Linked DNA regions of Mus musculus: region 1 is linked to region 2. The links are chromatin loops, found by intact Hi-C in ENCODE. Cell type or tissue: heart. All regions are shown on one strand. Links, peaks and the distances in the headings refer to the core of each region. The heading gives the core; the rest is flanking DNA.

Region 1 (8,333 bases), core at 1,744-6,743, 850 kb before region 2:
GAGGATTTCAGAGATAACAATGTTATAACCAGAATGCTAGAGGCAGTCTCCCATGCAGTGCATACATAGTACCCTTTACATTCCTCACCTTTACATCAGAGAAAGAAGGGAGCCTCTCCCTACACCGTTAATCTAATTGAATGGCACAAGTCCCATTTTGAAAAGCTATTGACAGCTCCCTGTTTCCTTGATTTATTTAACCAGTAGGGTTTCTTGACAAAGAGGGATCACACTTTCAGAGGTGGAAGTAATAGAACAAGAATAAGCAGAGAGATTACTCCAATTCCTTGCTATGGCACTCAGTTACAAGATTTTAGCCTTGTCTGGAAGAAACCTGGCTTGTTCACCTGCCTTGTGTTTATGGACCATAGTTTCCATGGTGGTATTAAATTGCCCAGTTTTATTTTTTTCATGAACACAACCTTCTTAAGTCATTACAGACAGGTTTTCCTACCCTTCTTTAAGGCAGAGCACAGTCAATTTTAAAGATTCTACTACACACAAGGAAATTTACTTTAGTCAGTTTTTAATAAGCAGGAGACACTGGACAACTGCAGCTAGAGAGAGAAATGCCACATCAATCAAAATGCATAAGGAACCTTATAGGGAGTGTTAATTAGTATCTGACACAGGAGTTAGCTCTAGTTTGCACAAGTTCTGTGATGACATTTAAATATTATTTTGAAAGTGTAATGTATATTTTAAAAGATTAGATTATGGTTTATTAGGTCAAAAAATTATAATGAATATATTTCTTCTCTTGAATAGTGTTAAAATATAATTTTAATCCCATGTATGCATATGTATATGTATGTATATACATGTGACTATATATGTGTGTATATATAAAACTGTTTATAAAATTTTGTTAAAGCTAATTATAAATCATCTGTATGCATTAATTCCATTTAGTTTCTTGTTTTTATAATAGGTCAGACATGTAGTAATTCTTTGTAATGTTTCCAATCTTCAAAATGACTAAATTTTTTATAACAATTTTTGCCTACTCTACCTGTTTATTAACAAAGAAGTAAAATGGACTGGACAAAGAGACATTCATTAATAGACAAGTTATAGGGATTAGAAAAGTCTGTCTGAGCACAAAGCGTGGATGGCATTTAGTACCCAAGTCTGCTCTCAGACAAAATTAGCAAGGGCTGAAGTGAAGTTAAAGCCTGCTGGTTGCAAAATTGGAAATTGGTTTCCTGGGGCTTTCTGTAAACTCTTCATTACTTTACTCAATCATGGTTCATTAGCAAGTTAACAGACAGAGGACCAGTGCACACTGGGATACGTGCAGAGTTAAGCCTTCCGTCTCCTTGAGCATCACTTAAAAACTTGAATGTCACAGCAGATTAGACCGTGCATCAGATGGCATTCTCATCCAGTGGTGCACGCGGTCAGCAGCGGATCATATCTACTTAACCTCTAAATATTGTCAGGTATTTCTGCCTTGTCATGGGTGCATTTCATAGAGCAACAAAAGCTTTAATTCAAAGCGACTCTGATGGAACAAATAAAAAATCTCAAAAGGCATCTGAGAGAGAACAACTTGGAGAAACTCAGTTAAGAGATTCAACTAAAGTACACTTAATGGGTCGCATTAACTTGGATCTAATTCACTGGAGGGGAAAAAAAAATCCATAGGGACATTAGAGCATTTAAATGTGTTTCTGAAAATGGCTGGGCAAACTGTGGCCTTGTTGCATGAAATAGTTTCATTCGGCTTGAGCAAATGGCTTTGACTCTCAACCTAAAACAATTCATGTTATGTAGTACTTACTTCAGGGAAGTATGAATATTACCGCATACTAAGTGAAAGCTGTAACAAGAAAATGTGCGGGACTCTGGAAGGTGCACCGGGGCTTCTGGTAAATTTCCACTTGGATTTAATGAGTATTTTTATTACTCAGAGCATATGTTATTAAATATTAATTTAGACTCCTCATACTCAGATCTTATACATGTTTTCTATTTGGAAACCCTTTCCTATGGAGGAAATGCAGCTGGTTGAATATAAGGAGAATTGGACATGATAGAAGGAAAGAAAAGACATCTAAAGATGATTGTAGATGGCTTCTAAATGTTCGTTGTAGTAATACTTAATCTTCAGCAGTAAGCATTGAAGGAAATGTGCTAGTTTACTTAGTATTCATTTTAATAGGAGGGAAGTGTAACAATGACTTATCTTGTCTCTCCTTTGATGCTAAAGGCTTTGCTTTTGCTTTCCACTTTATTTTCAGTTGTGGTCTTTTTTTTTTTTTTAATAATTTACAGGTCAGTCTTTCCCATATCATTGTCTTACTTGCTTTTATGTAAATTAGAGAATTTTATGCAACGGCCCCCACACTGACCATGAAGTACACAGCCTATTAGCATTGCCTGATGTATGGGAATGCATTGATTAGAGAGGTGTTCACTTAAAAACTTTAACCCCCTACAGACACTTTATTTAATAGCGAGAAGTTGAGCTATTAGTATATGTTCATTTACACTCAGACTAGAGAGTTTTATTGCCATAGAGTCTTTGTTGACATCAATAAAGGGCTGTAGTTAGTCCCTTTGCAAATTGCTCTATGTAAGAATATCCCTGCTGTGCAGTAAAATTACTTCTTTCTTTGACTGATTCTAGATTAAATTACAGAGAACAGAAGTGGCTCAGAAGGAGTCCAAATTGGGAAGGCTCTCAGGAGTCTGGTCTGTGGGTTAGCAAGCACCTCACCAATGAGCTACATTACCAGTCCCTGCATTGAGTCACAAAACACATGAAACTCAAGAAGAAGGAAAACCAAAGTGTGGATACTTTGATCCTTCTTAGAAGGGGGAACAAAACACCCATGGAAGGAGTTACAGAGACAAAGTGTGGAGCAGAGACTAAAGGAATGACCATGCAGAGACTGCCCCACCTGGGGATCCATCCCATATACAATCACCAAACCCAGACTCTATTGTGGATACCAACAAGAGTTTGCTAACAGGAGCCTGATATAGCTGTCTCCTGAGAGGCTCTGACAGTGCCTGAGAAATACAGAAGTGGATGGTCACAGCCATCCATTGGACAGATCACAGGGTCCCCAAATGAAGGAGCTAGAGAAAGGACCCAAGGAACTGAAGGGGTTTGCAACCCCATGGGATGAACAACAATACGAACTAACCAGTGCCCCCAGAGCTCCCTGTGACTAAACCACCAACCAAAGAAAACACATGGTGGGACTCTTTGTAGCAGAGGATGGCCTAGTCGGTCATCAATTGGAGAAGAGGCCGTTGGTCCTGTGAAGGTTCTATGTCTCAGTATAGTGGAATGCCAGGGCTAGGAAGTGGGAATGAGTGGGTTGGTTGGTGAGCAGGAGGAGGGGGGGATGGAATACGGGGTTTTTGGAGGGAAAAGGGGAATAGAAAAGGGGATAACATTTGAAATGTAAATAAATAAAATATCTAATAAAAATAAATTAAAACAAGAAAATACTCTTGAATAGTAAAACACTATCATAAAGTCCTACTTGCACAAATCAGGTTGCTGCCTTTTGCATTCAGCACTACTGTTTTAGAATATAAATTCTTAGGAAGCAAAGATTAGGGAAGCTTTGATTAACTTTTACAAAATCGCCTTGTGTTTATGCACACAGCAAGCACATAAAGAGAGCCTATGGAAAGCAAAGGTTGGTATTGGGAAGTCCAAGCCAACCCTCCCATTGAGGACCGTTTGTTTAAATAATTGAAGGGTCTTCCTTCCCTAATTTAGGGTTAGTTAGTTTGAAGAAAGACAGGGTGGCATACAACCATTGTGTAAACATGTCCCGATTCACCTTTAAACTTGTAGAGCCAGTCAACCACTAGGGGGCTCACTAGGCCTTTTTTTTTTTTTTTTTTTTTTTAAAAAAAGCAGCCAGCCTTGCCTCAAGTTGGGAAGGTGAAGAAGAGGCCATCTTGGATGTTTGACATCTTTATTGTCTAGCCATGGCTCCCCTCTTTTTCTGTCTGCCTGTCAGGCTATCGGAAAAAAGCCTTCTTCGTTTGCTATTTTCATCATGATCTGCCTTCAAGATGCTTTTATTACTAGCTGCTGTTTCCAAATTTCTCAAAAATATTACTCTTCTCTTGTGCAGACTGCAGAGATCATACCCGACAACGAAATGCCCAAGGGAAGTACAAGCGTGCCTGTCATAGCTCTTTAGCCTCCTGACATAATACATTCATTAGTGTTACACCTCTTGCATGTGTGGTTGTACCACAGTTTGATGAATTCTGACCTAATTTACTTAGTGACACCTAGCTTGCAGAGAAATATTTTTGTCTTATTACCCGAGAACAGCTACCTAATGAAACAATTAATCACCTTCTAAATCAAACCGAATTCTCAATTAATAAGACTGAAGAAATGGAAAATACAGGTGCTACATCTTGAAAGTGGAAATGCGTGAAACAAAGAGCTAGTCCAACTCAGTGAATAGGTATTGGTAATAAAAGTAATAGTAATAATGCTACTGATAATTGCCTGTTTCTAGAAGAATGGATTTGCCATTCATAGTAAAGACTAGATGGGAATCATTTGCTTAGAATGAAGATTATGTTCAAAATTCTCCATATACAGCTTTTCAATAAGTATAAAAGGAAAACATGGTAGTGAATTATATATTACATATAATAATATTACATATATTATGTTATATATTAACAAAATGATTTATTATATATTAATACAGTATATAATATAGTATATCTAATATTAATAATGTATGTAATTATATATCAATATAATTGATAATGTACTATATATTAACATTACATATGTCTATATAATATATATGTAATGTTAATATATACTATTATATATTATATAATATATAACATGTACACATTTGTATATACTTGTACGTGTATATGTATATCAATGTCTATATCTATATTTATATACTATAATAGCATGCAGAATAGCATGAGAAATTACAGATAGCACTGACCACTTTTTTTTTAAGGAAGCATAATTGAAGTAAGGAGAGGATGTAATACAAACAATTTAAGTTTATCCCTTACCAACTTACAAATAAATGAGACTCAGACTATGGTTATTTTATTTGGCTTTGACAATTACTGGTGGATAAGCCCTAATTTACTTTTTTTTTTGTTTTTTGTTTTCTGTTTTTTGTTTTTGTTCTTTTTTGGTTTGTTTTTTGTTTTTTGTTTTTCAAGGCAGGGTTTTTCTGTATTGCCCTGTGTCCTGGAGCTCACTCTGTAGACCAGGCTGGCCTTTAACTCAGAAATCTGCCTGCCTCTGCCTCCCAAGTACTGGGATTAAAGGCATGCGCCACTGATGCGCAGCCCCTAATCTACTCTTCTAACTGCTGGCCTGGCTACCTCTCAATAGATGTGCCTAGATGCTTGCTGCTTCTCTTGGCCATGTGTTCATCGTCAATCTCCCCTCATGGCGGCTTCCTTTCTCTTCCTCCCTTCTTCCTTCTCCAACAAGGTCACTCCAAACCCACCTACCACTAATCCCTCCAGTAATTGGCTGTACCCAATTTTATTTAACCAATAGTTTTAAATCAAAGCACAAGATTTGCACAACCAAAGCTTGTAAACGTGAGAAGTCACTTGCAGGTCTAGACCTTTGGGTATAGAATTTAGTATTATACTACATAGTAACAGATCAAATCTCAATAAAAGGGAGAGATGAAGTAACCAAAGCTAGAGATGTATGAAAAAGTAAAAGCCTTAGGAAACCCATCACATTTTAAGCTAATAAAAAAAAATAAAAATTAAAAGGGTAGTGGAGATGACTCAGTGGAAAAAGGTACCTGGTTGCAAGCCTTACAACTCGAGTAACAAGTAGATAGGTAGGAGAGTGGGATTTGGTGTGAGGCTGGTTTCCTGGTAGAACTGAGCATCCCTGAGTGTGGGCTTGAACTAGGGTGGGGAGCATGGGATAAAGTGCATTTGTCTGGTGGTTACAAGGCTTGACTCCTGCGCTGGTTCTCCTTACAATCTGTGCTACTTCCAGCTTATTATTTACACTTTATTAGTTTTGAGTTTCATTTTCTATGAAATAAGTGGAAATGCAAAAAAATTCTAAGTATTACTAACATCTTAAAAACTAATTCTATGGTCATAAAATCTGAGTCTTATCCAAAGTCTTACCATATAGTTGAAAGAACAAACTTGTTTAGAGAACTTTAGACGTAAGTTGCAAAAAAAAAAAATCATTGATGGTTAATTGGTAACTTAGCATCTATAGCTACCGAATAAATTATGGAGAAAGATGAAAATACACTCTATTAAAAATGATTTCTTGCCAGACTAGTGGTGCCCACCATTAATCCCAGTACTTGGGAGGCAGAAACAGAGACAGGCAGATCTCTGTGAGCTCAAGGCTAACTTAGTCTAGATAATGGTTTCCAAACCAGTCTGCATGCGTGGTGAGAACCCCATCCCCAAATAAAATACTTATTAACATGATGACAGTAACAACCCAGCAGAACAGTCACTTGGACAAGTGATGCATTTCATACATGAATTCTTTAACAGGGGGAAACAAATACTTATTTGAGATTTTGCTTACCTACTTTTTAAAAGCTATGCTTGCACATAAATGGAAATGTTTTGTAGAAAAGCACTAAGACTCGTTTTACCTCTATTTAAAAGGAAATTATAGAAGAGAGGAAGATATAGGATTAAGTTTGGTTGAGGAGATCTTGGTCCGGGACCCGCCGAACTTAGGAAATTAGTCTGAACAGGTGAGAGGGTGCGCCAGAGATCCCGACAGCTTCTGGAACAGGCGGAAGCACAGAGGCGCTGAGGCAGCACCCTGCGTGGGCCGGGGACAGCCGGCCACCTTCCGGACCAGAGGACAGGTGCCCACCCGGCTGGGGAGGCGGCCTAAGCCACAGCAGCAGCGGTCGCCATCTTGGTCCGGGACCCGCCGAACTTAGGAAATTAGTCTGAACAGGTGAGAGGGTGCGCCAGAGAACCTGACAGCCTCTGGAACAGGCAGAAGCACAGAGGGGCTGAGGCAGCACCCTGTGTGGGCCGGGGACAGCCGGCCACCTTCCGGACCGGAGGACAGGTGCCCGCCGGCTGGGGAGGCGACCTAAGCCACAGCAGCAGCGGTCGCCATCTTGGTCCGGGACCCGCCGAACTTAGGAAATTAGTCTGAACAGGTGAGAGGGTGCGCCAGAGAACCTGACAGCTTCTGGAACAGGCGGAAGCACAGAGGCGCTGAGACAGCACCCTGCGTGGGCCGGGGACAGCCGGCCACCTTCCGGACCAGAGGACAGGTGCCCACCCGGCTGGGGAGGCGGCCTAAGCCACAGCAGCAGCGGTCGCCATCTTGGTCCGGGACCCGCCGAACTTAGGAAATTAGTCTGAACAGGTGAGAGGGTGCGCCAGAGAACCTGACAGCCTCTGGAACAGGCAGAAGCACAGAGGCGCTGAGGCAGCACCCTGTGTGGGCCGGGGACAGCCGGCCACCTTCCGGACCAGAGGACAGGTGCCCGCCCGGCTGGGGAGGCGACCTAAGCCACAGCAGCAGCGGTCGCCATCTTGGTCCCGGGACTCCAAGGAACTTAGGAATTTAGTCTGCTTAGGTGAGAGTCTGTACCACCTGGGAACTGCCAAAGCAACACAGTGTCTGAGAAAGGTCCTGTTTTGGGCCTTCTTCTTCGGCCAGGAGGAGGTCCAAATACAAGATATCTGCGCACCTTCCCTGTAAGAGAGCTTGCCAGCAGAGAGTGCTCTGAGCACTGAAACTCAGAGGAGAGAATCTGTCTCCCAGGTCTGCTGATAGACGGTAACAGAATCACCAGAAGAACAATCTCTAAACAGAGTCAACTATAACTACTAACTCCAGAGATTACCAGATGGCGAAAGGTAAACGGAGGAATCTTACTAACAGGAACCAAGACCACTCACCATCACCAGAACCCAGCACACCCACTTGGCCCAGTCCAGGGAACCCCAACACACCTGAGAACCTAGACCTAGATTTAAAAGCATATCTCATGATGATGGTAGAGGACATCAAGAAGGACTTTAATAAATCACTTAAAGAAATACAGGAGAACACTGCTAAAGAGTTACAAGTCCTTAAAGAAAAACAGGAAAACACAATCAAACAGGTAGAAGTCCTTACAGAAAAAGAGGAAAAAACATACAAACAGGTGATGGAAATGAACAAAACCATACTAGACCTAAAAAGGGAAGTAGACACAATAAAGAAAACTCAAAGCGAGGCAACACTAGAGATAGAAACCCTAGGAAAGAAATCTGGAACCATAGATTTGAGCATCAGCAACAGAATACAAGAGATGGAAGAGAGAATCTCAGGTGCAGAAGATTCC
Region 2 (8,333 bases), core at 1,704-6,703:
GCCAGCTGCACAAGCAAAGGGAGGAGACGGACCCTGCGAGAGTATCAACAGTAGGAATTACAGGCCCAATGGGTAGGGGGAAAGTAGAGAGAAACTGGACACAGCTGTTAGGGGTGACTCCGACAGTAGAGTGACTGTTTTAGGACAATATTGAAGACACAGGCTAGACTGAAGGGTTTCGAGAAAATAAAATAAGAAAAATGAGGGAACCAGATGCAGATTGATAACATCAGACACTTGAAAGACACAAGGGAGGATAAGTGTCAAGAAAGATTAATATTATTACTTTTGCAAGTGAGACACATTCTATTTTTTTAAGTTATTCATGTTGAAAAGGCAGTTACAAGAATAAATAGAAGTGGGGGACCCAAGGAAAGAACTTTGTCTCCGAAACAACCTCAGTGTGCATGGGAAGCACTGGTGATGTAGATGTTGACGCTGAAAGAACATAATCAGCTGTTGTTATTACAAGAAGATGAGGATGGACATGGAGCCTACATAAAAGGGTGAACATGGGGTCTGCATGTGCAGACAGACATATGATCTGCATGTAAGGATGCACATGGAGCAAATAAAGGGATAGACATGGGATCTGCACATGAGGACGGACATTGGGTCTGTATAATGGTTTGTATATGCTTGGCCCAGGGAGTGGCACTATTAGGAGGTTTGGCCTCATTGGAGTAGGTGTGGCCTTGTTGGAGTAAGTGTGTCACTGTGGGCATGGGCTTCAGACCCTCTTCCTAGCTGCTGTCAGTCCCACTAGCAGCCTTCAGATGAAGATGTAGGACTCTCAGCTGCTCCTGCACCATGCCTACTTAGATGCTCCCATGCTTCCACCTTGATGATAATGGACCGAACCTCTGAACCTATAAACCAGCCCCAAATAATGTTGTCCTTATAAGAGTTGCCTTGGTCATGTGTCTGTTTACAGAAGTAAGCCCAATTAAAATCTACATGTGAGGATGAACATGAGATCTTCATGTGATGATGGCCATGGGATCTGCCTGTTAGGATGAGCATGGGGGTCTGCATGTGAGGGTAGGGGGTCTGTATGTCAGATGGACATGGAGTATGGAAGCATGAATAGGAAGTCTGTATGTGAAGGGCATGTAATCTGAATGTGGTAGGAAGTAAGGAACACAACAGAGCATATACACAGAGACCCAGGAAGCTGCTAAGTGGGAAGGCATTGTAAGCTGAAGATGCTTGATGAGATCTGATGTCATCATTGAAAGAAAAAAGAAAAGAAAAGAAAAAAAAAAAAACTAGCCTGAGAAGTAACCATTGATGGGAAGGGGCATTAAAAAAAAATCTCTCCCTGCAATCATGAAAATCTGTTTTCTCATTTTGTTTATGAGTTAAATTTTTATTCAGCATTGATTCAAATAGCAAAGTAGGAATTATTTTCCTATTCTTATCAAATCCAGTCTCAAATGTGGTTAAGCAGACATGTTCAAATGCTAAAGAAATGTGTTTCTTATATTTATATAAAATTCTCCCCTTCTTACTGTAAGCAAAAATACTTACCTCAAATTGTCTCTCTGATCCGCATTGCATTTCCCATTTTACAGATAGGAAAAAAAAAAAAAAAAAAGAGTACCATACAGGAAAGCAGACGCATCTTCGCGTCAGCGCAGCCTGTGCAGGGGTCAGTACTCAGTACCAGATTGTTCATTGCTAAAACGCATTGTTTTACTACGTTATTCATTGGTTAGACTGCAGACTGAAGATATCAAGAATTTAATCTATGCCCATGTTTGTTTTTATTTTCAAAATGTAAATAGGATTATACAATATCAACAGAGAGGAAAAAAAAAAAAACATTAGATTCATCAAGAGGAAAGTCCACTGAAATAGTTGCATGAGTAGATTTTTTTTTCTTAGCCAGAAGATGATTTTAGGCATAGGGTCGATAAGTTCCATGACTTAACCATTGTGCCTGGCTCTGCGGAGAACATTTAGGGAATATGATCTAAATTTTAAAGTGATCCTTACTGAGAATTTAAATCCAGCTCGGTTTTGATACGTTATCATTTGTGATAAATACAAATGGATGCCATCTTCCCACACTTAAAAACCCATATGCATCTGTAAACATAAAGGTTAACTACAGTTGTCAGGCCAAGTCTGTCACCAAGAGTCCTAGAGTAGCTCAAAACTATTTTGTTAATCTTTGATTTTTCCTCCCCACTAATTAGCTAAAACATTGGTTAATCCGTTAATATTTGTGAAGAATGCAGAGTAGAAAGCCTTGTCTGAATCATCTTTACTTGAATTGAATAATACTTCAGAAAGTATTAAATGCTGCAATTGAATCAAGAAGTATGAATCTGCCACCCAGCATGTTCAATCAAAAACAAGCATATGTTCACACAGGTACTTCACATACAAGACCCAAGCCTTCAAAGTAGTTCAATAGAATTAAGAGCATGAATCTGTCTCCACTATACAGCATCGTGTACATGCCTCAAATCATGCTATGGTGAAAGAAATGTATTATTACTATATTTACTTATACTGGGAAGGAATGGAAAAATACCAAAAATGTTCAGCTATTGACTTTTTTCTTTCTTTCTTTCTTTCTTTTTTTTTTTTTTCTGTTCAGAATCCGAAAACATCACTCTTCTCAGCAGAGGGCATCTGGGAGTGAATAAGAATTCTGGAAACATTAGGATCTCCTAGTCTCACTATTTTCTTTGAGACAAGAAAACTGGGACCAGGGAAGGAAAACTTACAAAATTCGGCTAAATAAGCATGGAATCAAATTAAGGTAGCATAGATACAAATAGCCTCATGTGACTCCAAGGCTAAAGCAGAATCCGACCTGCGCCAGAACTTTCAGAATCATGCTGGGTTTGTCCCGTGAGCAGATTCAGAAACACCTTCCATAACAAATGGCCAACTACATAAAACTGTAATTACAGCAGGGAAGTTATGCATTATACAAACCCCTTAACACATATTATTCAAAATCTGCTATAACTAATAGTCAAAATCATAAATTATTGTCTTTTAATTATTTTTGTATGACCCCTACTGAAAATACAAAACAGAAAGAAATGAAATAAAATACAATGAAAAGAACAACAACAAAAGTTATTCAAAGCCCCACAGCCTTGTACGCTTAAAGAAGCAGGCACAACTAAGGAGAGGCTGGTATCTATCACTAACCAGAAAGCAAAGTAAGCCATTGTGAGAGCTCCCTGCTTTATATCTCTGCCTCTCGAAACTCATTCCAAAGAATGGAATCATCTAGATCATTCTTACTGCCCCCCTCAGTCTCAAGACTGTCTGCCCAGCACTGCTGACATGCACTCCAGTGTGCACTTTCCTTCCATTTGAGTATCTGTGTCAGGTTTATTTATAGCCGATGCCTTCAAACGCAGCATTTCCAGGTATGAGAAATAAAATCTCTACAGTGATCCTAGAAACCCTCACAAATGGCCTTTGAGAAGACAATGGAAAAAAATCTATAATGCAACATGTGCATTATGATTCGCTGAGACTCCAAAGCACGCTTACCTTACACTCTAGTAAGCATGTGTACAGTTACAGAAGTGATGGCGGCCCTGTGCATCTTTTTATGGAACTATCTGACTACTCTAGGATTACTGCCGCCACCTCTTTCCTTCTCTTTCTCTCTTTTCTCATTAGGAATTCTCTGAAATTTAGGCACCCTCTTTGTTTCTTACTGAGATGCCTTTCTAGTCCTGAGCTTTTTAAAATAACCCATTACAAAAGCAGGCCATGCTTCCCCCTGCTGGGAAAAAATTAAATTACAAGGTACATTAGAATGATTTCCTAAATCTGAAGAAATCTAGTGTTTGGGAAAGAAAAAATCAGCAGGAAACCAGATACTTCGTGGTCTCCTAACTCTTTTACTGGTCAAAAATACTCATGCATCTCACCCTGGTAAGACTTTTATCTACATCTCTTAGTTCTGTAAGTTTTAGAAATACAATTAATACACATTAATTGAGCTAATTATTAAATTATTAAATTATTAAATGAGCTAATTATTGAGCCATCTGTCCCAAAGAGAGCTCCAGGTCAGAGAAGATTTTGAATCTTCTTTCATTGTACACTGAATGGAAATACTTCTGAAGAACTGACTGAAGCAAACAAATCAAAGAACACATTTTAAATCTGTTCATGTTTATTGAGTCATTATTTTCCAATATGCAGTTGCTCTCCAACAGGAGAGAAGAGTACTGTTCGTAACTTTAGTATTTCAGTTTAATTTATTATGACTTGATTATTAGGTAGTGGTAAACATGATTGCATTTCACTGCCTAACTACTCTACAAAGCCAGCTTTTCCCTTGAAAACAGGATAAGTATTTCACATTCCACATTTTTTCCTGGCAGTCTTTCATGAGATACTTTGTTATTATAGGTTATAATAAATAGCAACCACTAAAAATGCCAAAATGCATCTAATGTCTCTGAATCGTATGAGGAGTAAAAATCTTTCTATGATACACAAGTAAATCTCAAAAGTATCTTAATGCTGAGGGGCATGCTGAGAGAAAGATGTCACTGATTCTTCTAGTGGGTAAGACCTCAGGCTACAAAGCTACACTCTAGCCAGTTTGATGATGAAGCACTTCATTATTAATAAAACATTCATCTAAAAATTCTGCAGTTGTGTTAAATAGGAGAGTGCAGGGTACCAGGTATCCTGGATGTCTTCAGTTGCTACCATTGTTTCACATATATGGAACTATATTGGGTTAATATTTCTGACGGAGAAGTTTTCATGTGTACCTTTTTTTTCAAACGACCTTTCAAAGCAATGCAAAAGGCAAGACATAGATGTTCCTCTGGGAACTGAATCTCTGCTACATCACAGGTACACAAAAGAAAACGCACACCTGGTTTAAAAATCAGTTGATCAATTATGGAGCGTTCCTAGGGACCAGTATCTTGCATAGTACCCAATCATCACGTTTCGATTACATTTATAAGCACTTTAGCCTCTGCTTACCACGCTCACATAAATATACGAACATGCATACTTTATTGTTGAATAATTCTAAGACTTTCCAGGGAAAATACCTATTAAAAGCTATCAAAATCACTTTGAAACGCAGAAGGAAAAATATATATTATAAATAAATAAATATATAATAACGTTAATCTGTGACCAAGATACTCTCAGAACACTCCATGGATCGCATTTACTCCTGAACTGATTTTGCTGGCTTCTGCAAAGTAACAAGGTCCCGGTGGATCACCTGACACTTGCTAGTTTCCCTGTCCAGGACCCTAACAGGTCGCATCACTCTGCCATTAGACCTCAGGGCTAATTGAGCCTCCGAGGAGCCAGGCATCCAGCACTGTGCCTCCTGCATTAGGAAAGGGCTCTCAGGGACAGTTTCTGCCCAGCTGAGAGATTGCCCTCCCCAACTTCGCCTTGCCGGGGCTGGCAGGAGCCCAGCCGGTCCTACCTTCCGCCAGAAGGCGCGACGCGTGCACAAAAGATGGATCCAGGCTATCCTTCTCTGCCATCAGCTCAGGCAAGTATTTCTCTTCTCCCATAGCGCGGACTTCGGACCGTGCCCGGTCAGGCGCAATTTCCGCCCGCTCCGACGCCTTGGTCCCTGGCTCCCCCGGGAACCGTTCTTCCACCGTAGAGCGCAGCTCTAGCGCCTGGGGCTGCGCAGACCGCGCTGGTACCTGCCTCTCCCGCGCCCCAGCCAGGCTCCGGCCGTGGCCTCAGCTGGAGAGGATGCCCGTGCGGCCCAACCCCGCCGGCTTCCTATTGGAAGCGGGGTCCGAGGGCGGGGCGCACGCGGAGACTATGGACTATCATTGGGCGGGGCCGCAAGTCGAGTCGCCTGAGTGGCAGGAGGCTGCTGCGGAGGGGAGGGGTGTGCGAAGTGCAAGCGCACTCTCCTGGCCGCCTTAGCCCGCCGTGTTCTCAGGCCTGGCCAGTGCTGTGGAGTGGGTGCGGGCTGCCAGGCAGGCACGAGGATGAGAGAGCAAGAATGTGTGCCCCATGAGCACAGAGGCTGAGCACTTCACCTAGGTCTCCAAGGCACAGGTGTCTCTCCCCTGGATGATCGCAGACTCTTGGGCAAGGTTGGAAATCTGAGACAAAATGTGGGCTGTGTTTCCCATGACCTATATCTTGGGGCAGAAGGATGTCCACTAATGTACAAATGAAGAAGTGCCTGGATTCTGTAGTAGAGCAAAACGCTTCCAGTGTACCTTGCCCGTGATACAGAATTAGTTCTAGGGATCCACCCATTCTTATGGTGCAAAATTCACTCACTGTGTAAACTTAGCGGGGAGAATTGTGAATGAAAGAAGCTAGATGATGCCTAACTTCTGTCGCTCTGATGTTCTCCTATTTTAGACATCAGGGTCTCTTTCGCTGCCATGGGAATGCTGCTGAACTACTTTGTATATGCCCCACCTTTATTTAAATGAGTATTTTACCCACAAGAATCATCGCCAAGGAAGGAGGGATAAGGGAGGTACCCTTCCCTTCCAGATGGGACCCCTGAGCTGTACCTTGTCTACTTAAAATGAAATGATTCTTTCTTTAAAATTATCTTTTCCCAAACAATCCCTTGTCAATATTTCTACCACCCATTCACCTGGGACAACTTTCCCAGTATATAAAACCTGCTGGGAGTTTCCTAATTTCTCTTATTCTGTCCACAGTGTTACCTAAGTATTTATTTTAGGTGAAATTAGGATGTTATATTGATTTTTGTATGACATTTTAAAAAGTTAACATGTTTCACATCCATGAGATAACTCACTCCAGCTCAGAAAAACACTGAGCAACCCAGAGATACCAGGTTTTGCTTCTGTAGTCGGTGTAATATACCTCATAGCTATGCTAAAGCTGAGGCTAAAATTCAAATGTAAGTAGTATGAAGCTTCAGACAGCAGGGTTTACCCTACTCTCCCATATGCTAGACACTTTTAGACTGTGCATACATCCAATTAGTGTTTAAAAGTATTGAAAAGGGTCTAGAGACTGGACTTGAATAATTGCCAAATGAGATAGACATACTGTGTTGTGTTTTCTCTCACGGGGATGCTTTCTAATGAGTGATGACAAAGAGAACCAGAAACACATGACAAATGTCAGAAATAATACTAGACTACACATAATCCTAATCTGTAGAGTACTTTGTGTATTTAGTACATAATGGACATCACAAAATAAAAATAAGCTATATTGACCCTTAGAAACCAATATTCTTATTATTCACCTCCAGAGGATTAGCAACCAAAGGCAAAAACCCAAATACCCTGGAGGGGTGCCCTCATCCACATTCAAATCCATATGTTCCCAGTAGGTGACTCCAAATCACTGCGTTCTCCCCTGACTCATATATTTTGAGGCCATCAAAACTGTGCATTAAATATTTTATCTTATAAATACAAATGTAAATAAATTGATAACCTATAAATAAATTATTGTTGAATAGAATATGTGTGGTTATACATAAATAAATTATAACTATTTATATGCTTCCCTCTTCTGATGCTAGGAAGACTCAATCATACCTTAATTGATTTTCAACCTGAGTTCTAGTCCTGAAAGACAATTTAAGATTCAATTTTGCTTATTGTACCATTATTTCAAAAGTGGTTTATTAAGAAAAATGTCACAAGTCAATTAGTATCCAAATGATGCATAAGGCACATATTCTACAGAATATGTTCTGTGGTGAATGTAGAAGACACATATTTATTTCTTTTACATATCCTATGAACATCCAAGAAATTTATTCAGCTTATCTTGCCACACTAGTGGGATATACACATTATAAATTATTAAATAAGTTAAAGCATTTGTACTTCCTTCATTGTTTCAATCAACCTTTGTATAACACACGGCCACAGAACACATTCACAATAACAATCTGGACAGATAGACCAGTCATCAAGAGGACTTGTTTCCCTGTTATGAAGACTGGTTTCTCTCACCCTCATAGCAAGCTTAGTTTCCCCCAAATGCCTGTAATGTCATCTCTACAGTGGGCAAACACAAGAGGATCACCAAAGCTACCTCCCTTCTGGACTAGCTGAGAAAGGATGAGCCACATATTTAGGGTGGGGGGAGGGACATTCCTTCAAAGGAGTAAATAAAGGACAGGGTTGTCTTCTCTTCTGGCCCCTAAGTACTCACAGGTGAGTCAACTCACAGAAATGCATACAAAGAAAGAAGGAAGGAGAAAGAAAGAAAGAAAGAAAGAAAGAGAGAGAGAGAGAGAGAGAGAGAGAGAGAGAGAGAGAGAGAGAGAGAGAGGAAGGAAGGAGAGGGAGGGAGGGAGGGAGGGAAGGAAGGAAGGAAATAGAAAAGAA

Evidence for each region. Hi-C counts contacts between places; a loop is a spot of excess contacts. Peaks named below come from ENCODE experiments on the same cell type or tissue, not always from the same donor. Only the 100,000 strongest peaks of a DNase experiment are listed, where the experiment ranks them.
Region 1: a loop joins it to region 2, with 2.8 times the contacts of the local background. A loop is called at or near these places in 3 of 42 quality-filtered maps.

The regions. Positions count from the first base shown.
Region 1 is chr1:33,018,556-33,026,888 of GRCm38, reverse strand. No RefSeq gene overlaps it. Among named protein-coding and RNA genes, the nearest start is that of Gm39616, 150 kb to the left of the region's middle. In heart, for the core only: a CTCF peak has its summit at 3,811 (motif pointing right); no DNase peak of the experiment used is centred there.
Region 2 is chr1:32,170,128-32,178,460 of GRCm38, reverse strand. Khdrbs2 (KH domain containing, RNA binding, signal transduction associated 2) reads right to left here and starts at 5,739. Exons shown (of 9, transcript NM_133235.3): 1 at 5,453-5,739. The coding sequence starts at 5,543. In heart, for the core only: a CTCF peak has its summit at 3,769 (motif pointing left); a DNase peak (open chromatin) is centred at 5,800; H3K4me3 peaks cover 1,072 bases; H3K27ac peaks cover 252 bases; H3K27me3 peaks cover 1,086 bases.